2 separate regions of the Mus musculus genome follow, and region 2 is linked to region 1. Evidence: chromatin loops called from intact Hi-C (ENCODE). Cell type or tissue: left cerebral cortex. All regions are shown on one strand. Links, peaks and the distances in the headings refer to the core of each region. The heading gives the core; the rest is flanking DNA.

The links. Peaks named below come from ENCODE experiments on the same cell type or tissue, not always from the same donor. Only the 100,000 strongest peaks of a DNase experiment are listed, where the experiment ranks them.
Region 2: it touches region 1 in a loop (2.3-fold over the local background); 4 of 42 quality-filtered maps call a loop at or near these places.

Annotation. Positions count from the first base shown.
Region 1 is chr2:3,951,593-3,962,939 of GRCm38, forward strand. No RefSeq gene overlaps it. Among named protein-coding and RNA genes, the nearest start is that of Gm52545, 75 kb to the right of the region's middle. In left cerebral cortex, for the core only: no CTCF peak of the experiment used is centred there; DNase peaks (open chromatin) are centred at 6,080, 6,932, 7,435, 7,738 and 2 more places; H3K27ac peaks cover 396 bases.
Region 2 is chr2:4,014,151-4,025,497 of GRCm38, forward strand. Gm52545 (a long non-coding RNA gene) reads right to left here. Exons shown (of 3, transcript XR_003953991.1): 2 at 10,139-10,250; 3 at 9,175-9,457. It also overlaps a transcript of Frmd4a not described here. Among named protein-coding and RNA genes, the nearest start is that of Gm52545, 12 kb to the right of the region's middle. In left cerebral cortex, for the core only: a CTCF peak has its summit at 4,504; DNase peaks (open chromatin) are centred at 3,635, 3,875, 4,097, 4,440 and 1 more place; H3K4me3 peaks cover 3,028 bases; H3K27ac peaks cover 2,556 bases.

The sequences.
Region 1 (11,347 bases), core at 2,162-10,161:
TGTCCACCATACAAAACAGACAAAAAGCAACAGAAGTGCTAACCACAGCTACTACCATCTTCAGCAATGTGGCTGTAAGGCTCCAGCACTTTGCACTGGTTCATGGTGGCTTTCTAGTGATGGCTACATCAACAGATCATCCAACGCAGGCATGATTTTATCATTTTAGATTGTGACCAGCTACTGTCTTAAAGACAAGTGAGCACAGCAGTCATGGATTTGAGTTGGTACCATACTTACATCCTTTGCCACTCCTCTGTGCGCAAAGGCTGCTGCTTACCCTAAGCATAAAGATTTATTTTCGTCTTAGAGAACATGCTCAACCTGCTTTCTGGGCAAGCTATAAATACTGGAGGCTTAAGGGTCCATAAAGGAGCTCTGGATCCATGGTAGATAGAGAACTGATGAGAAAACACTTGCTATTTTACTCTTCACTGTCTCTCAGGGACCAGCCAGCTTCAGCTGTCCTTAGTGGTGTCTGCCTTGATCACTGAGGCCTGACTTTGACTAGGGCAGTTTGAGTAAGCATCTACATTCATCCTAGATATAACACCAACAACAGAAGACACCATTCCACCCAACTAGTGAATTGTGAGGTTAGCTGGAGTTACTTATAGGAGCATGGGTGACTCAAGGCCAGCCACAGCACCAAGAAATTCTACCCAGCATGGGTGGTGATCCACAAGAGCTCAGTCTAGCTGGTCAGAGGGTCTCCTGTCCTTGGCGGTTCTGCTTACATCTCAGAGAGGAGGGGCTCTGAGAATTCTGTAACTTTCAGAAGTTTCTTAAAGCTTATAAGTTTTATGAACTTTATGATTGCTGTAAATATCATTCATACACAATACACATACTGAGAGCCACACAGTTCCAGAATGTGCTGAAGTGAAGGCTGGATGAAAGTGAAGAGCATCACTGCTCTACCCTGTTGCAAGGAAATATTAAAAAATGAACCACCAAGTTTCCACATTCCATCCAGCTACTCTCTGCTCACCAACTCTTCAGTGGGGCTGGAGCTCCCAAATTCCCTTTGCTGCCATGCCAGCCCCACACAACGACTGTCCACCCCATGGTCAGCTGCCACAACACCCAACAACCCAATAAAAACAAACTCTAGAAGCTTATAATTGACAAGTCAGATTTATATATCAATAAATTCTCAATACACAAGATGCCCACATAATAATTTCAGGGCCAATTGATAATGGTACAAGCTGCCCACCTAGATTAGACAAGTTATCCCAATCATTCTATCCTTTATGATATCATATCTACCTGTGGCTATTTAATGCCAGGCTGGTTCAGGATCTTTTTCCTGACCATCTGCCTCCATCTTGGCTTCATCCTCTCCCTCCTCTGTCACTCTCTGTCCCTGCAACTTCTAGTTCCACCTCCCTTTTTCCTGTCCAATCACAGGCTTCCTGCTGCACTATTGTTTTAATGTAATTGGACATGGAAAATCCTGAGACACTACACTGCCATCCTGTGAGCTTTGTAGATGTCAACTTTAGTAAGTGCTAGGGGAGAATTTCCCAAAGACATTAATTAATTCTTGACTCCAGCAGCACATGAATTGCTAGCTTGCTTCAAACTCCTACCAATACCTGCTTCTACTGAGTGTATAGTGATGTCACACTGTAGTTTTAATTGGCATTTTGTTGATGGCAGGGATGAGGAATGTGTTCTATAAATTTATGCCGTGGGGAAGTCTTATTTTGTGAAATATCAGTTCCAGGTGTGTTTGTCAGTTTTTCTATTGGCTTATTAGTCTTTTACTTATCGATTAGTAGGAATTCCTAATGGAATCTAGAGAGGAGTCATTTGCCAGCTCTATCTGTGAACATAACTCCTTCTGTTCCCTGAGTTATCTTTCTACTCTCTAAATAGTAACTTTCCATAAACAGGATTTAAAAATTTTTAATAGTATAATTTATCTTCTTCCACATTTAAGTTTGGTATTTTTGTATCCTATTTGAGAGTCTAATTCAAATATAGGATGGGGAGGATAGCTTAGTCCATAAAGTCCTTCCCTTGTAAACAGGAGTGTCTGAGCACAACCCCAGTACTCATATAAAAAGTTTGATCCTGCAGCATGTGTTTACAAGCCCAACACTGGAAAGGGGTTAGCAAGCAGACTGCTGGGGCTCACTGGTTATCTAGCCTAGTCTAACCTAATTGGCGAGTCCCAGGCCCCAGTGAGAGACCCTGTCTTAGAACATCAAAGTAGATGGTTCCTGAGTAGTGATACCTGAGGGTGACCTCTGACCTTTACAGGCATTTGCAAACCATTACATATGTATACCCTCTAACCAGACCATACACACAAATACATAAATACTAAGAAGAAAAACACTGAGGTGTTGAGCATGCTCCCATGTGACAAGAATCAGGCATCTCTCTCTGGATCTTCTCCTTCAGTTTGTTTGTTTGCTGCTGTGTCTGCGTTGTTCTTACTTGTTAGTCACACTCAGTCCCTGCTACCCTACATCTGTAACAACTCTTGACATTTAGAGATGGAGGTTTTCCAATGTTGTCTATTTCTACAAAACAATGGTCATGGTTAAGTGAAACACCCTTCCCAGGCTAGTTGGGGCACTATTTGGAAAGGTGATAAAATGTTTACCAACTGGGCATCTCTCAAGGAAGCAAGTCATGGGGGTATGTCCTTGAGGTAATGTGTCCAAATGTGCCCCTGTATGCCCTTCTACCATGACGTTTCCTTACCACAGGCTAGAAACTACACAGCTAACAAGCAAGAACGGACTGAGACCTCTGAAACGAGCCAAAGTAAGTCCTTCTTCCTTTAATGCATGTGCATCAGGCATTTTGTCACAGTCATAAAAGTCCAACCTATGCAGTTAGCAGTGTTTTCTTAGGATCTGGACTTCTGTGAGCTTCATATAATTTTCTTATCTATTGCTAAAGTAAAACTATTCTAAATTTACAGTGCAGTTATACATTCATGTTCGAAAAATGGGTTTGTTTATAAGATTTATATCTTGCAGTTGATGAATATGATATTCCTTATCTACCTTGGCTCCTTTAATTTTCCTTTATTTTCATTCAATGCACAGAGCACTATGTGAAGCATGAGGCTACAGGAGTTAGCTATTTCAAAGGCAACAAAATGATCAGCTGAGGGAGAACATATGCCCTTGAGTGACATTGAGCTAATTTTTATTAACTAGAAATGTCCAAGATAGTATATACCAGTAGAAGGACAGAATGACTGAATCAGGGTAGGACTGCAAAAGGCAGCCTGGTTCCTGGTTGAGCAAAGGCTAGAAACCCAGGTGACCCTGAAGGGATGGAAGGTGTTTTGCCTCACTCCTGGGCACCCAGCTCCTATCACATAGCTACAGCCCCCAGCAGCTTTCTATCAGTCACATAAAGGCAATGCCCCAACTCCCTCCATATGTAGAGGGCATGACCATAGATCACCTAGGCTCAATACAGATTTCAATTTTAATGAGGTACCTAAAGGCCTGAAGGGCTTAGCCAATTAAGCTTTCCTTCCCATACACTCCTCCCTGCAAAAGGTATTTAACCTCAGGCCTGCCCTGAGAAGTGGGGTACAGTTTTACTCATCCACTTTACACCATGACAATATATGTCTTAAAACCATAGCCTGCATCTTTTCATTGGGATCTGTCATGGGGATCCATGGAGAAGGCCTTCGCTTAAAGAGCTGCTGTCTAACCTCCCATAGAAAGTCTCTCTATGTTTCCAGCCATGACTGTCAAACCAAGGCCAAGCCCGCAGCCCTCCAACAAGCCAAAGACTTTGGGATCCATCCTGGGCTAGATCCAGCCCATGGGCCCCACTCTAGTCTCAGCTCTTCTATAGCTCCCACTGGAGCCTAGGTGTCCAAGAGCCCAAGAACCAGATGGCGGGCCCCAGCCTCCCCTCAGGCCAGGGACCCCAGAGCCAGATCCAGCTGTCCAGCACCTCAGACTGTGCTCCCCACTCTTGGAGTGGAATCCCAAGGCTTCCCTGTAGCCCGACAGCCTAGAGACTGCATGGGGTAAGTGCAGCCAAAACTTCCTCGTCCTGTCTCCCTGAGCTGCTGAGCCCTGTGGAGTGACCAAGCCCTGAGGTGGAGTGAAAACCAATAACCAAACAACCCTACAGATCAGTGGTTCATAACCCTCCTAATGTGATAGCCCTTTCCTATAGCTCCTCATGCTGTGATGACACCCCAACCATAAAATTATTTTGTTGCTACTTTATAACTATAATTTTGCTAATGTTATGAATGCTAATGTAAATGTCTATTTTCCCATGGTCTTAGGCAGCCCCTGTGAGAGGGTCATTCAACTCTCAAAGGAGTTATGACCCATTGGTTGAGAACCATTGCTTTAGAAGGAAAATTATGCACCCTCCCCAATTAAAGGGAGTCCAAATCTCATTTACCTCTAGATGAAATTAAAATGAGATAGTAAAGGAGAGTGTGTTAGCTTCATTTGTTTTTAAAACTTATTTTTAATAAGGGTTTTTACATGCCTTAACCTCCCTTCTAGCCCAACCATCCACTAGAGGTAGCAGAAAAGAAAAGTTACTAGGATATGGGGGAAGTGGATCTGTTTAGAGCTAGTTCTTTGGAGCAAATCCAATTCACATTGACAGGCTATCAGCAGTTTAGTTCACAGGAATCAGCAAAAGCAGGTCGATCCAGAAGAAGGCCCAAAGCTCTGCTGTATGTTGTTTAGAAGTAGTTCCTTGTGGTGATTTCAATCTCCAATTGTCAGGCTATCAGCAGTCCAGTTCAGTAGTGCCAGGAGAACAAACATGAATCAGCAGCAGTAGCATGATCCAGCAGAAACAGCCAGGCCTCCACCTAATGAGCAAGAGTCAGCAGGAGTTACCAGGGCCAGCAGGGACACCAGAAGTTCTCTGGTGTGCCTCTTTCAGAAGAGATAAAGACATGAGACCAGCAAAGCAAAGCTAACCATGCAAGCCTGCTCTCACTGTCCATTGAGACCTATTTATACTCCCTCCAAACATCATGTGCCCTCCCACAGGTCTTGCCCCTCATAGGTCTTACCTCAGCAAAACACTCTGAGTCTGTCTTAGCAATGCTCCATGGGAGTCTGTATCAGCTGATAGATCCAGAACCTTCCACATCATTCTGCCAGATGGCCCAAGTCTGAGAAAGCAGCAAGAAGCCACCAGAACACCACCAGCATTTTGGTATGCTTCTCTCTATGGAGTCACGACAAATGATGATCAATAAACAATGGTAAGGCATACCAATACCATCCAGCATCATCCATCGTCTGTTGTGTTATATTTATATTACTTCTAAGCATCATGTGTCTTTTCATGATATGTGAAGCATGATATGCTTTAGCAAAGTATCATTTCTTTCACCTTTGTCTGCTTCAGCAAAACATTCTTTCACGTGGCTGCTTTAGCAAAATATCCTTTTACTTGTGTGCCCCAGCAAAACATCACTTGACTTAACTGACTTTCTAAAGAAACCAGAAGTTTCCCCTTTAAGAGTGGTCCCTCCTTCCACAATTCTAATATGAAGAAAAGACACAGACATTCCCATGGAAAGAATGTCAGGTAACAGTGCAACTAGAGATTGGTGTCCCATTGCTATCGGCCAAGGAGCACAAAGGCCTTTTGGACACCATCAGGAATTAGGAGAGATTCATGGAATGGTTTCCATTTCAAAGCCATCAGAGGGTACCATGGGGCCAACTCTTTAGTTTCAGATTTCTGAACTCTAACCTTCAAGTGAATTAGTTTCAACTGTCATAAGGTATATATTCGGTTATATGCTCAAGAGGAAAAAGCACAAGACACAGAGACTAGGACTATCCAAATGCCACTCAGCTCTCAGGCTCTACCCCATCTCTTCTTTTGCTTCTGCTCAGTATTACTTGGGATGACATCCAATCAGAACATGGGGTCTCAGGGCTCAGGCAAAATCCTCAGATAGAAGAAAGTCTTAAGTCTAATTTGCTTGGAGAGAGTTCATCTCCAAGGCTTTTACATTTCCTAATATGTGAATACTTCTTTTATTAAGAAAATGTGATAAGTATAAAAAAATATGCAGAAGTCTTTTTTGGCTCATTTTTCATCTGGCCACTTCTTTACCTTTCACTGCCAACACTGCTGTGATGAGGGAATGTGAGGGCTTCCCTTTCCCTCACACCAGACTCTTCACACATCTTAAAGATTCTCTCTCTCCCTCTCCCTCTCCCTCTCCCTCTCCCTCTCCCTCTCCCTCTCCCTCTCCCTCTCCCTCTCCCTCTCCCTCTCTCTCTCTCTCTCTCTCTCTCTCTCTCTCTCTGTGTGTGTGTGTGTGAGAGAGAGAGACAGACAGAGAGAGACAGAGAGATTGTGTCTTCTCTCTTCTCCTAAAAACTGGGGTGAAATGAGGATGGGTTGAGTAGTGTGTTAATTAGAATTCATATATATCGAACCATCTCACCTAGCTGGAGCAGAAGGATTTGATACAGTATGTAGATGTCTTACAAAGAAACCAGTGGACAGGTGTAACACACACACACACACACACACACACACACACACACACACACACCCTCAGCTCAGGTTTCACTGTGAGCAAGAAGAGAGCATGGGGCGGAGCCTGCCGCCCTTTCGTTCTGCCACTCCCACTGCTGCTGCCTGCCGCCCTGCTGTTCCGGAGCCAAACACGTGGTCACCTGCAACTTTACTCCAGGATGATTTGGCTGGAATGGGTCCCTTCCCCTGCTTCATAACCCAGTGTCGGGAACAGTAAAATTGAACCTTGATCAGAGTGGTTGTCTTGGTTCCATCTCTATCGCACCGCCTAGCCCCCTCTTCTCTTCCAGTATCCAAGATGCCTTTCCAGACTAGAACCCAGACATGTGAGCGGCTGGTGGGCCGCAACAGACAGGAATTGAGCAGCACCAGGGAATCCCTGGGAGTCACACTGCCTCTGCACAGTGTGGGTAGGTGGCTGCTTCTGCTGCAGAGATTTTGGAGGCAGGAAGCCTGGTTGTAGAGTCATCCTGTCTGTCGTGATTTGTGCCAGCAAGATGGAAGATTGCCACCCTCCCATCTCTCTTCATAATCATCCTATATTTATATCTGGCATGAATCGCTTGGACCCAAAATCACACCAAGGTCACAGATGCAGGAAAGCCTCAGAAATAATGTTGCTTTTGACATTTGAGCCTCTGCAACATAAAAAGACACATGAAGGGGCTAGGATGGATACACAGAAGTAGACTGCAGTGTCTGTCAGAGACCAGAAGCTGTTTCTTTGTTGCCATAGTCTTTTTCAGGAGGGTGGGCTCAGAAAGCGATCCCTAATTTGTATAACTTTGCCATGGTTGCTTCTTTAGGCGTACAGTACCAGTCTGCTTGCCTCTCTTCTCCTGATGTCTGGCAGTTCTGTGTTCTGAGATTTAACTCTTTGTGATGCTGTTTCTGCGGTGATTACGCTAACATTAGGGACTGAACACTCCAGAAAAATCAGAGGAGCCATTTCCCAGCCCATGGGTGGAACTACCAGACTACCTGTCTTGTCAATATGTTTGAGGTAGGAGACAATTCTCTAACCCTGCAAGCATCCTTCTGCCATGGCTTTGTTCTTGTAGCCCTGTTCCTGGGATGGGCTACAGTCCTGTCTAACAATAGCACATAGCACTCTGCCTGTACATTACCTCTCCATCCTCTCTATCCCATGATGCTGCTGACATTTGAAATAGGATCAACAACACATGCTGCTAATTGGCACTAGCACAGGATCACACATATGTAATGTGTGGTCTAGCCACCCTCTTCTACTGTGGCTCAAACCTTACAAGACAGCCCGGAAACAGCCAGTCTTTGGCAGCCAATGGGATAAAGATGTACTCTGGCAATGGTCCCACTTACACAGGAAAGAGGGTAAGGATGTGATGGTGCCCAAACCTGGCAGCCATCTTATGTCTTCTACTCAAGTGTGACAATGACAGGGGAGCAAGCTGGCCTGCATTTGTGTGACTCTGATGTTAGGGGAGGGTCTGGGGATTTTACAAATCCCTGTGACATTGGCCCCAGGCTCTGGTCAAGAAGAAACTGCTGCTGGTTAACTCTTCATGTTGCTTAAACTCATTGTAGCAGTGGCTCTGATATGTTGGATCTTAGGAGAAGGAACAATGGCTCAAGCATTATATGATGGCATGTGATGAGTCAAATAATTCTGATTTCCTTTCCTGCGTCCTCAACCTGAGTTTGTTTTTAAGAAGTATATCTATCAACAGTGTGACAGAAAACAGGTGGGATAGTGAAAGAGTTCATTAAAGGAACCTTATTTATTTTTAACATTTTAAGAAAGGTTTTACTCATGTCAAAGTATGTATGCGTGTGTTTGTGTGTTTATATGTGTGTATATGTTTGTGTGAGTATGTGTGTGTGAGAGTATGTTATGTGTGTATATGTTTATGTGAGTATGTGTGTGTGAGAGTATGTTATGTGTGTACATGTTTGTGTGAGTATGTGTGTGTGTGCATGTGTGTGAATATGCTATGTGTATATGCATGTTTGTATATGTGTTCTGTGTGTATGCTTGTGTATGTATTCGTGTTTATGTGTATATGTTTGTATGTGTATATCTGTGTATGTATGTGAGGGTGTTATGTGTGCGTTTGTGTGTATATGTCTGTGAATGTTTGTGTGTGTTTTACAATGGGGTTTTGTAGGACGAAAGAAAGGCCTACCTAATTTTACTCCCAAGCACAAGAACAAATAACATTGGAAGCCAAAAGGCAAGGCGAGGCTGTTGATGAGTCACTATGGAGAAGAAAGAAACAGCAAGCCTAGGGGATGTTATTTTAAGAGACCTACCCTCCTCAGAGAAGCTTCTTTTCGCAGTGTTAACACAGAGACAGCCACAAGCAGACAGAGAATATGCAGAGTGAGAGACTTTGGATCGCTGTCCTAAGCAGGAGAGCTTCATCCAACTCCTTTCCTCTGGGTACAGGGATCTCAGTGTAAGAGAAGGTGCAAAGATTCTGAGAACCAGAGGTGTGAGATGATTCCAGGGAGACAGTGTCTTCCAGACACAACAGGATGGATACACATATGAACTCACGGAGACTGTGGCAGCATACAGGGACCTGCGGAGGTTCAAACCAGACAAAATCCCTGCATTGAGAAGGGGAGGCAGACATAAGGTTCCATCTCTAACCAAGAAGCTATTTACAGTTGATACCATGCAGGGGAGGGGAAATTAGATTCCTCTAATGGAGTGTCAGTAAGTGTATCAACCACGCACCAGGGCAGGCCCCATGCCTGACACAAAATGAACTTTATGTGGGCACGCGTGCGCATGCGCGCGCGTGTATGTGTGTGTGTGTGTGTGTGTGTGTGTGTGTGTGTACTTTTTGTTTTGTTTTGCTATTGTAATGGATAGGGATATGGGAAGGATCTGAGAGGAGTTGTAGGAAGGCAAAGAATATGATCAAAATACTCTATGAAAATTTTTAATAAAAAAGAGAAATGATATTAAAATAGAAAACAACATCACTGGACACACTAAGTCATTACCTGGGATATATAGTCCTTTATAGAATAATTTTTGGTGAGCATAGAAAGTAATAGATTATATGCATTGTATCTAATTGTACTTCATATTTGTTTCTTCACTCCCAGACCTCCTCCTCAGTGATTTCCTTAGTCTCTCTGGTTTACCTTCTGATTTCATGCATGCCCTGACCCCCGCCCCCCCCCCCACACGCAAGCACACACACAGTGTATAACAGTCTAATTCATTTTTTTCCTGAAATGGCATAATTTTGTTCAGCTTTGGAGCTGAATGAAGCTATTGTATATATAGACACATTTCCTTTAACTTGTCACCGGATGGTGGGCAGCTAGAGTATGTCACTTAGCCATTGTTGACTGTGCTTCAGTAAACATGGAGTGAGTATATCGTTTGCATTCCCAGATTCTCCTGGGCAAATACCCAGCAGCACTATAGCTGGATCACATGATAGATCTATTTTCAGGGTTTTGAGGAACCTCTGTACAGATTTTCTAATGGCTGCACTGTCAGCAGTGTGTAAGGGTTCCTGTTTCTTGAAAGGTACTTGCTAGGCCAAGTCAGCATGGCTTTTGTTGATAGCAGGGGAAGAATTTCACCAAAATCGACAGTGAGGGGTATGAGGGGGCTGGGAGGCTGAAGAGATGGTTTGGCAGTTAACTGTATTTGCTGTTCTTATAGAGAACCTGACTTCATTGCCCAGAACCCATGTGGAAGCTCACCATTGTCTCCAACCCCAGGAAATCTAGTGCCCCATTTTTGGACCTCCACAGGAACCAGGAACACATGTGGTACACATATAAGTAAGCAAAACACTCTACATATAAATAAAGTAAAAATGAATACATATATTAAAACTTTAAAAAGAGCAAGGAGCTTTTGGCAAACTGTTACAGTAGTATTATTGCTGAAACTGGGTGGAAAACGCCAAGGACAGAGCCCAAGTTTAGGGACCTTGAGAGCTTAAAGGAGATCGGTCAAGGAGAGAGTGTTGGTCAGGTCTCTGTCCTGTTCAGTAGAAATGTTACTCTTCCTTTCAAAAATGTTAAGTCCACTATTTCACTGGATCACTTTGTACTCGTTAAGGATCTTGGGATTTGCTGACCAGTGGACATTTACTACAGGAATCAGGTACTCCAATTGAATGTCAACAGAACAGACTCGGGAGTCAGATTGAGATTCCTCATCTCCATCCAGTAATCCATACAAGGACATCAAAACTACACACTTAGGATTCTCTAGACATGAGGACAAAGCAATCTCATCCAGATGCAATAGATACCCTTGTTTAAAAAATGTTATCACACAAGGCTGGAGAGATAGCTGTTAAGAGGGCTGGCTGCTCTTCCAAAGGACTGGCGTTTAAATCCCAGCACTCACATGGTTGTTCTAATTGTTTGTAATTCCAGTTTCAGGTGATTTGACATCCTTACTCAAACCTACATGGAGGCAGAACACCAATGTAAATAAAAAATGTTAAAAATGTATCACACTAACTCTTCAGTGGTGAGGAAGTTCACATTCAAGGGAAGCTAGTGGGGTTCCACAGAGAAGTGACTTAGGACTTCCTTTAGGGATGGCCAACTGGGGCCAGTGATGAAGCTGCTAACTTCTGTTTGAGGGACAAATAGGCTTACACTCACCATCCACACTTAGCCCCCTTGGGTGTCACTAAAGTGCAGCAGAGACACCAATAGAAAGCTCTGATATTCAGGACAGGAATGAATTTTCTTACTACCCATGAGCACTTGCCCTTATTCTTCTGAATCTATTTTCATGGTAGATCACAAAATAAATGGCTGTCATTAGGATGCCATAAAAAGT
Region 2 (11,347 bases), core at 1,309-9,308, 62 kb after region 1:
AGATTTGATGCCCCAGGGTAGGGGTATACCCAGGAGAAGACTACCCTCTCAGAGGCGAAAGAGGGATGGGGAAAAATTCTGCAAGGGGAAGCCAGAAAGGGGTAAAGCTTTGGGATGTAAATAAATAAAATAATTAATTTAAAAAATCTAGACTCTGCATATGAGAGAAATCATTCTGCTTATCTCTGGAGTTTGTCTTCTTTCACTTAACACAATGATCTCTGTTGCAGTAACTGAAAACAATAACTTTCATTCTCCCTTAACCCCAGAACCACTCTAGTGTGTGAAGAACCTGTAGGTTCTTCATCTACACATCTGTTGGTCACTGTTTTCTGAATAAATGTTTATTTAATATAGATGAAGTCTTTATTCCCAGAAGTGTTCCATGGTGGCTTACATTTCTTATGTCCTTATCTCTACCACTTTGGGGTGCTTTCCCACCATCTGGGGTGCTCCATTAGCCTCTGAGTGTCCCCCACCCTCTGAGGGTGCTCCCCTACCCTCTGAGAATGCTCCCCACTCTCTGAGTGCCCTCCCCTACTCTCTGAGCGTGCTTGAAGTTGTTCCCTCAACCTCTGGGAGGTGCTCCCCACCATCTGGGGGTGCTCCCCTGCCCTCGAGGGTGCTCCCCCACTCTCTGATGGCTCCTTCACTCTGTCTATCCCCCCTTTTCACCCATTGCCTACATTCTGCTCTCTCCCAGAGTGAGCCCTTACTCCTGACTCCTTATCTGTAGTATTTGACAGCCCTCTCATTTCTCAGCTTACCGCTGGCCATGTCTTGATGTTTAGAGCTGTGCAAATAAACAAAATGGGTATCCAGTTTTGACACTGGATTATCCCTCTCCACTTAGAAGATAATAGCGAGTAGCTATGTTCACTGTGCCATGCATATATGTATAAAATTGTCAAAACTTAAATTTAAGAAAATAAAAAGTGTTAATAATATAAAGCACCTATGAATGCCCAAACAGAAAAGCCAGGAACTATTTCATTACCATGTGTGAAAATTTTGGCATCTAAAAAATACAATACATGTACTTTTAGCCTATTTGATTTGCTTACTTCCTGGATTTTCTTGGGCCCTTGTTTTCCCTAAAATCCAGCCACTTTCCAATTATGGCGCCCTAGCTGCTGTCAAGGCCGTTTTAACCCTAGTGCTATTTGCTATCCCCACCTGCTCCATGATGCATCCAGGCTCTAGGACTGGTTAATCATGTACACTGGACTGGGGTAGAGGGAAATCTATCTTGTAATTTCTTCTACTCCATTCTACTCATAGCCCCTGAGATCATTTCTTCCTTTCAGTGAGGTGCACAGAAGAGATGGGTTGGATTCCTTCATTTGTTGAGGGAATCTGGGCTTCCAGCAGATATTCGGTAAGTATCTCTACACAAAGGAAGCCATAAACAAAGGCAAATGTGCCAAGGGCCACAACTGTGGTAGATGAATGTCTCTTAAGTCTCCATCCTTTTGCTCAACCTGGATTTCTCCACACTCGAAGCTACCTCTGCCTATTTCTGCAGTATAAACCCAGCCCCTGTCCACATGTACCACTTGAAGTAGCTTCAACTGTAACGTGTTTTACACTTCACAAGTACACGGTCCACATAGAACTAAGCAGAGCAGCAATATTTTACAAGATACCTGGTTATTCCTTGGAACTCATTTCAGAGACTAACCAGAAAGGACTCTCCTGTCTCCATGCTACCTAACTCTATGTTTTTAAGCACCTGATAGCATTGTCCATAGCTTACATTTGTAAACAGTTCCTGTGTACATCTCACCTCCTCCAAAATGGAAAGTTCTTTGAAGGCAGAAGGGCAAAGCAGGCACTGTGCAAGTATCAGCTGAACATTCAGAAGACTATGGGTGAGGATGGGCCAGAGTGAAGGTCCCTAAGTCACTAACAAGATATGTTTCTCATGTCATCATTTCTTGATTGCCAATATTAAGTTTTAAGTATTTTGACACTCTAGTGTGTCCAGAATTTCCTCACAGTTCTGGGCTTTGAATCGTCAGGTTCCTGGTGGCAGCAAATGATTCTCTCAGGGACTCCTGAGGTCAATTATATTTGAATCCAATCAAGTGACATGAAATAAAGGTTCCAGGTAATTAGGGCACCACAGGAGAAATTAGAAGAGTAGAAGAGCATCTTTTCTTTCTTTCTTTCTTTCTTTCTTTCTTTCTTTCTTTCTTTCTTTCTTTCTTTCTTTCTCTCTCTCTCTCCCTTTCTTTCTTTCTTTCTTTCTTTCTTTCTTTCTTTCTTTCTGTCTCTCTGTCTCTCTCTCTCTCTCCCTCTCTCTTTCTTTCATCCATTCATGAGAATGGTGTAGTGATTATTCTGTGCTTAGTTCTATGGTGGACATATAAACACCTTAGAGCAGTGGTTCTCAACCTTCTTAATGCTGTGACCTTTTAATGCAGTTCCTCATATTGTGGTGACCCTCAACCATAAAATACTTTTCAATGCTACCTCATAACTGTAACTTTGTTGCTGTTAAGAATCATAATGTAAACATCTGATATGCTACCCCATGGGGGTCCCAACCCCCGGGTCGAGAACCACTGCCTTAGAGAGTACATTCAGCTGGAAGATGACCATCACTACAATACTTGTCTTGCACTTGTGAGGACCTGAATTGGATCCCATATCCTGCAGATGCAAGTCTGGGCAAGGTGGCACACACTTATGACTTCCATGTTGGTGAGATGCGGCTAGCCAGGAATTGGGGCTCCCTAGATAGTATCTAGTCTAGCTTAGTTAGAAAAACAAAAACAAAAAACAAAAAACAGGTCTGTGAAACAAAATAAAGGTTGACAGAGCCTAAGCAATGATATGTGAGGTTACCCGCTGGCCTCCACATGCATATGCATACATCTGCACATAGATTTGTGAATACACATGCACACACAAGTGCATGCGAGTTTATGCACACACCCACACATAAAATATATAGGGACAACAACAACACTTATTCATAGGAACATGTAAAAACTATCTATTTCTTCCTTTTCCAGGTTCCTCATGTACAATATCAGTCCCTTGTCTCTGCATTTCACACCACCCAGTTAATTTCCAGGCATTTGGGGGTCTTTACAGTAGGTGAGTGAAAGCAGAGATCAGAAAAAGACATTAAACACCACTGCAAGAAGTGCCAGCAATGGACACTTGTAATTGAATGAGAGTCTATAAGAGTCTATGAATATCGCTGTGCTCCCATAAAGATGCCTTGATTTGTCTAATTTGGAGAAAGACTTAAGCGACACTGAATATATAGTATATATGGTATAAAACAAAACCGGTGGGCAGCCTCCTGCTTTTTGTTTTCCATTGACATCTTCAAGGGAAAGTATCCCAGCGATAGGATTTTCAATTTGCCTTTTTGTCTTAAGCAATGTCCTTTCTTTCAAATTTGCTCCTCTGCCCTCCCTCTTCTGCACTAGGGAGGATCCTTCAAAATTCCTAACAGGCAGCCCTGTGGAGAGATGGGAGGGAAGGGAAGGGAGGGAGGAAGGGAGGGAGGGAGGAAGGGAGAGAGAGAGAGGTAGAGGGTGTCTGGCAGTGTACATGTGGTACAGGCAGAGGGATCAGAACGCTCACAGAACAGGCAGTGTAATTCCATGTTCTTCCTAAGTATCAGCCCTGCGGGGAGCTCTGCCGGCAGTCTACTTGGAGAGGAAAAGTAGATTTGGGGGAAGATGGAAGGAGTCAATTCCTAAGTGAGTTGGTCCTCACTCATCCTTGAGGGCATCTCCTGATCTCCAGTGACTGCTCAGACTCGGCCCTCTCCCTCCCAGATACTTGCTTTAGCAGAAGAGACACACCTTTCTGCAGCAGGGAAAAGCAACTGACCAGATTGCAAGCCGGTAGGTTGTGACATTCAGCATGTTTATGCAGCAGAATTTGCTGAGAGATGCAGGGGGGCGGGGTGTTGGTCGGGCTGGCTGATTTATCTGCAGTGGGGAATGTTTTATTTTAATTGTCAGTTCAAAGCAGAATTGTTGCCTAGGCTAAGGTGGCAGCTAGAATTGCTGCATTTCAGGCTCCTGGGCTGCGTTTGTGTTCCATGTGGTTTCTGCATGCAGCTTGGAGAAGCTGGGGAGAGCTCACCTTTAAATAACCTGCAGCTTGCTACGCTTCTTCTACTCCATATGTAATTTTTGCTCTTCCTAAGCACAGTTCCCACCCTATCTTCTCAACATCCCCTGCCCCTCTCCCCACCCTGTGGGAAATGTGGCCTAGCTTCACCTTGAGCCCTTGGCTCCCTAAGTCTGTCTGTCCGGCTGCTTTGCCCTAGGTGCCGGTAGATGCTGTGCTGCTGCCCTGGGCCCAGGCAGACTGATTCAGCAGAAACGTCTGTGCATGGGAGTTGCAATCAGGGACCATGGCAGTGCAGCTGGTGCCGGACTCCGCTCTCAGCCTGCTGATGGTGAGTGTGCTGGGGAGGAGGTGGGGCCCAGGAGGCCCCCACTCCAGCCTTCCCCTGCTGGCCTCAGGGACTGCTGCTAACTGCTGTGGCTGCTGTCATGGCTGCAGACACGGAAAGCACGGCTCTGCTTCATCCAGCAGGCTCCTGTGAAAGGATTTCTTGGGTCAGAGAATTAGCGTGACTAAGCACTCTCAGGGAAAAGAAGCAGTAGATTTGCCATTTTAGAAACTTGTTGCTGCTGCGTGCTATTTTGAGAGACGTGCTTACAAACAGGTGCTAAGGGTGTCTCCGAATGGATCTCAAGACGCCTCCTGTTCGCTCAGCATCCTTTGCTCTGGGGTCTTTCAGTCTAAATTCTGAGAGTCGTGCTTGTTTGTTTGATTTCTTTCCATGCCAGCTGTGGGGTTTATAAAAAGATTATTTTAATTTTTTTTGGGGGGGGGGTGCTCCAGACTGAATGAATAAGGCAACCTTCTCAGGTTCCCCTAGAGAACCCAGGGTGGTTCAGGGTGGCCCTTCGGCTGTCAGATTAGTGGAGTCTCCTCTCCCATCTCCAGATGGCAGGGAGAACTGACATTTATATGTGTGTGAACTGCTGACCTACTTTAGATCCCTACGGTTTTTACAATGTTAAGAAAGCTGTTGCTCTTAGTGCTTTGAAGCAGGCAAGGACAGCGCCAAGCCCCTTGCAACCCAACTGGCTTTTGACTTGACCCTGGGTTCAGTTTGCTTTGCTGCCTTGGCTCCCCTCCCTCCTCCTCTGCTGCCCAGTAGTTCACAGGCCCTGGCAATGCTGCCTCTGGAAGAAGGCTGCGTCAGCTTGGCGTGGGAATGTACCTAACGTTTACTCCGGAGAGTTTACGAGCAGAGTCTAAGTGCTCCTGTATGGTGTATTGATCTGTGTTTTCTGATGGAGATGGGAAAGTGCAGCTTGGTGAGGGTTGATGAGTTTATTAAGGCGACTGGGAGGAGTGGCTAGAGTGCTTGCCTCCTAAGTGGCGAGCCTCATCAAATTAAGAGGGACTTCCTCCTTGTGCTCCGTTAGCATATGTATATATGTATGTGTGTGTGTGTACACACACACACACATGCATTTGGTCCATGGAGTCACTTGAATTGCTAGAAATTGCTTGGGCCTCTCGGACTTCTGGTCTACCAGAAGGAGGAATTAGGAGTGAAAGTCATTGCTATAGCCATTACTCTTTAAATGGATTCCCTGATTACTAAGGCCACTGTGCGATATTGCTACATATTTCATTGTCTACTGTGGGTCAAACGAGTCCGTGGTCAAATTTCTGAGTATCTGTTATGGTTGCTAACACTGTACGCCAATGTCTGTGAGGAGATACTTCGAAGAATGCTGGAATCATGAACATATGCAAAAAATATAATCACATATCCTTCTATGTGTGAATATACATACATGTTGTCTAATATTGCTAGGTAAATATAAATTCTGCAGTATGTTCATAGAGAGTAAAAAGTTTGTTAGGCCTGCCTCTCTGCCTCTGTACTGATGCTTAAATGTATGTCTGTTTTTACTACATGACCCTGAGGATGAACACTTGGTATTCAAGCAAAACAAAGCTTTGCATCCTAACTCATTGGGCTATCAATGCCATGTGCCACCGTGTGGACTCCTAATAATATTAATATTAACATCGTTTTGGCTATCATTTCAGTTTGGAGTTTATCCTCTACTTTGCCTAGCACTCGCTTCCTGCCTGGATGAAAAGATTGTGATCTTTTCTCTCTGGGAAGCCAGGAAAATAGCCCTTGACACAGCTGTGGACCAGTAGGTTAGAGCCTCCCAGGAGCACTGCACATAACCAGAGTCACTTCTAGTTCACATTTGGTTCAAGGAAGAGTTCTCCTAAGAACTTTGCTATGTTCTGCTTTTTAAAGGGTAAATTCCAAAGTAATTGCTTCCTAGACATGTTTTTCAATAATTTATAAACAAGTGTGAGAGAAAAGAAATGGGAAGAAGAAGCCATTCAGTGGAACTGACTTAGCTGTGAGTTCAGGAAAGAAACTATATGAATTATTATGTATCCTCTCATTAATTAGCCAATAAGCTCTTAGTATTTATCAAGCACTTGCTCGCTGGAGAGAGTAGCATGGTATAATAGCAAAAGCCATAGCTCATGACAGCATGGTTTCAGGGACGGTCAATACCCTGTGGCCTGAGTGTAGCTGTGGTTTGCTGTGTGCAGTCCTTGGGCTGCAGGAGTACAATCAGCTGGAATCTTTGTTTGGTTCTGGAAAGCTAAAGATCTCTGCATTCTGTCTCCAGCTTCGCCACTTACTGGTAATATTGAGCATGTCGCTTCTCCTCTCCTGGTTATGTAGTCTGCTGACGGGGAGGGTCTAATGCACCTTTCTTTCTGTTGGGCAAAAATTAAGCTCTGTAAATATGCTATCTAGGATAAAGTTCCTGAATAGCCAGCTTGAGTACTTTATTCAATGTTGTCACCTCCCCCCTCCCCCCCGCCACCCCCTGAAACCCAGCACGGGAACAGCATTGCTTTTTTAAAAGGTGGCATTTGGTTTCACCCAGGTGGCTTTTCTGCCAGAGAAAGTATGTTTCCGATCATTAGCTGGTTGTTTACACTCTCCTGTCAACCCCAAAGAAGCCTGCTTTGTTCCCCTGAACAAAACCCACTGACCCCAGGACAGTACCTAACATACCTTTGCCAGTTAGATGTGGGTCTTTCAGGAGGAGTCCAGCATTGTGTACTAGCCCTATGGGAGAACTACACTGATTCTTTCCATAGAGGGTAGGAAGGGTCAGATGCTTGTGAAAGTTGGAGCAACTCAAAGAATCGATGAAGGGTGAGTGGAAGAGCAGATTATCCCTGGTGAGAAGACAGCCTCACACGCATCAGAGACTCACCTACCCATCGATGTAGAGATTCTAGGAATCCAAAGAAGACACTGCCTTGTTCCCGATGCTACTCCATACAGCTAACTGTAGAACAGGTTATTTGTTGAGACCATGTGAGTTCAGAAAAACTGAAATGACTGAAGCATGCTGCCATCCAGAGGTTTGTTATTGATTGCTTGATTGATTAATATATATATTGGTATAAGGTATTTCTATGTAACCCAGTCTTTCTTGAAACACTTGATCCTCTTGCCTCTTTCTACTTCCTGAGTGTCAGGCTTATAAGCATGTGACACCATCCCTGCCTTGGTGATCACTCATTTTGTGCATCCAGAATATACATATATGACTAAGAGGCTGCCAAGGTTGTCATATGCCATTTTGTGCTTTAGATGACAAAGGCTCATGCCTTTGAGATTGGAAGATTAAAGCATTTTTAAAAAACTGTTTTTGTTACATTTACACATGTGTGTCTGTCTGTCTATCAATATGCATGGGGAAATCTGAGGACAGATTTTAAGAGTCAGTTCTGTCTTTCTACCACATGGGCCCTGGGGAACCAACTCAGGTTCCTGAGCCTTGGTGGCAAGTTCATTTATACTGTGCACCATAGTGACAGTCCTACACTAGTTTTTAGACTAAGTTAAGCTGTGAAGCAATAAATAATGGGAACTGTGCTTTTCTATAAACAGAATGTCTTTCCATATGTTATCCAATCTCTTCCAAGACTTTTTTTTGAGACAAAAACACCTGGTAATCAAACATCGAGGACCTGTCAATGAACACACACCTGAAATTGATGGTCCAGAGTCCCAAAACCAAGGCTTACTGCTACAGTATTAAATCAAAGAATTTGACACACAGGATCTTCTAACACATTAGATGAGTATATATTTGGCCTAGATTCAAACATTCTTTTCGTCCAGTGTTTCCAGTCAGAAAGTCTTATCCTCTTATTTAATATTTATTATTTTTCTGCATTAATATGCAAGGTTGAAAAGAAGGTACAAGTTGCTGATGAAAGATACTTGGGTTAACACTAACAGGAAGGACAATATTTTATCTACAAGAGACTCCTCATGTGGTCAATGTTCTAGTCCTTGAACTGTTGTTGTTGTTGTTTGGTTTTTTGTTTGTTTGATTGTGTTAAGAAAGAATTTGCCAAGGTCATGTTTAACAGTGGAGAGATTTAATGGGTAAAAACTCAAATTCATAGGTAAGAGAAATTTATAAGCGAATCTTTGTAATGAAGGTAATAATTGAATGAAATGAGTTACTTTCAGATGTCTGACCTTTTTTTGGAATGCACAAGCTTCCTCAAATTCTTTTTCCCTAAGCCATTTTTTCTCATTTAGACATCTTCCTCTTAACTATTATTTGCTGACTATAAGGAATATGGAGGCTGATCACTGGCTTTAACAAACTTACAACTGAGTTGAACAGACAGGGTAGCTTCCTGGAAATGAGAAGACAGCCTCTCTAAATGAGACGTGTATGTAAGACGACTTGATAGAATCACATAAATAAATGAGGCTTAACAGAGCACATCACCAAATGAGCCCAGGACAGAAGGCCTGGATTCAAAGGCTCTGAGGCACAACTAGAGTGGGGCTTACTGAAGCTTAGGTAAAAAATGTTACAAATAGGGGGCCAAGAGGGGGAATTTAAAGTCAAGAGAGTGAGTGAATTTTAATGGAGTCTGGATGTGTTTGGCACATGAAGATCTGACAGCTACGGATGGATTTCTTTGGGGGCACAAATGGCTAAAAGGTCAGGAGGGCAGGTGGAGGTGTTCTTGGAAGAGTTAAAGTCTTAGTTCCATCACCATGGTATTAGCTCCTCCCTCTCTCTGACTGTGACAGACTTATTCAGGGTTTATAATGAACTTTCCTCACATCCCAAATGACCAAAAGTAAATAGAATTCAAGTTCTTTCCCAAGAAATCTTGCTTCTGTGCTACTATTACTAATTTTGATGTTTCCAAACTGCTTTTGTGTCTGTAGTTTTGCTAAATGTGCTCCACAGTACAAGAAAGTCAGATGTATCCCCCGTTCTATGAAGAAGCTGAGGTCCAGAGAAGGTAAATTGCCTGCCCCAGAAGGCTCGTGATGCTGCTGAGCTACCATGCTTACGTTAATGACCTGTGTCGAAAGTTAGAGAAGAAGAAGATGTTAATACAGGTGTGGATTTCTAAAAGTCCTCACATTGGGTCATCCAACCGTACTAGGTATCTGGGTATAAGGTAGAGCTTATTATTAATGTTATTTACTCTCTAGAAGAGCTGTTCCCAAACTTCTATGGGAACTGGTTATATCATTGTTACATCTAAGTCAATAGCTAATATCCTTCTTAAATTCAGTTATCTATCTTCTAAGGTTCAATTTCTTGATCCATAACTAAAAGCTTGATATTAGTGAGTTTTAGCTAGTGTTTAACGTATAAATGTATCCCTTTAAAAAGGAGAGATTTGATGTCAATGACAATAATGCTAACTCATTAATTTTTGTTAGATTTGTAAATTTTCATTTTTATCTTATCTGCCTTATTATATTTAAATAACAGAAACTTGCTCAAACCACAGCATTTTTAAAAACATGAAAAAAAGTAAATAATTGAAGTGTTTAGCTTGGAATCCCTTCCCCCAGAAGCAGCCCTATGGTGACCAGTCCTGAGGATCAATAAGGACAGATAAGTAAGCAAGCTTTTCCTCAGCTGCTTACATAGTCTCTCTGACCCTCTGGATAATGAGCTGTCCCTGAGCCAATAACAAGGTCTGACAACAGGGATTTCTGACTAGGCAGGATGGATTCTGGAACACATACCTTTCAGGAAGTAAGAGCTATATCAACTGGCTGGTAATGCCACCCAATCAAATGGAGTAGAGAGACCAGTTTCTGAACAGAGAAGGGCTATATCCAGAAGAAGGAGGGGAGTCTGGCAAGGCAGAAATAAAAGATGCCCATTTGTAATAGTCTTTGTACCTTATATACCACAATCAGGCTCCAATAAAATTACTAAGAGAGATAAAACATCAATCAAGCACTGGCCAAATTTCCTTCAAAATAAATATATTTAAAGAAACCGAATTATCTGATTTTTTTTTGGAAGATCAAACAAATCTCACCTTCTGTAAAAATGAAATGGCAATTACTATATATGACTTAAGATAATTCACTGAGCTACACATGCAAAGTATTTAGTACTGCTCTCAGCCCAAAGCAAATACAGGCTCAGTATTAGTAAGTGTTTGCTTTATCTTAAACTAACATAAAATGACTATCCTTCTATCTATCTGAACTTAGCTCTTTGGATTCCTGTATGAGCCAAACTCAAGTAAAAAAAAAATTAGTAATTACCTAATTCTGTCTCGGCACCCAAGTCTAGGAAGCAAATGACCACGTTTTTTGCATTTGGGAAAAAGATGTTTCCAGGGTCACGAAAACCCATTCCAGTCACACACAGATTGAAATTTACATTCCTGCCTTCAATCACCAACAAAAGTCTCTTACCCTCTGAAGAGAAATGACTAAAGTATAGGCAGCAATATGTTCTCTCTGGCAAATGTCAGACGCATGCCTTTCAGAGCTGCCACACATGATGGGGCGGCGGCTGCAAGAGCATCTCTGTTAAAAATTAATTGCATGGCTGCTTTGCAAAGCTTAATAGCAGTTTGGAGAACATATGTTGCAAATATAGGTAGCGGTTTCTCATTGAGCTCTGCGCCAGGATGTGATTTTTAATGGAACACATGGTATTTAGCCTGGTCATCATCAAAGGTTCTGAAAACCGGCTTAACAAAGACCATATATAAATGTGGTAAATACCGAGCAAGGGAAACTGCAAGTGAGGAGAACCAAATTCCGGTGTCAAGGTAACACTGGCTGGTGGCTCACACTGTATCATAATGAATGCTCTTTACAATCCTGGATATTGAAGTCTCAGTCTCACAGTCTAGACCTGGGGAAGCAATTTCCTGAGTGGTAGATCCAATTCATCTCCCCGAGCAACATCATGCATACTTGCAGTATTAG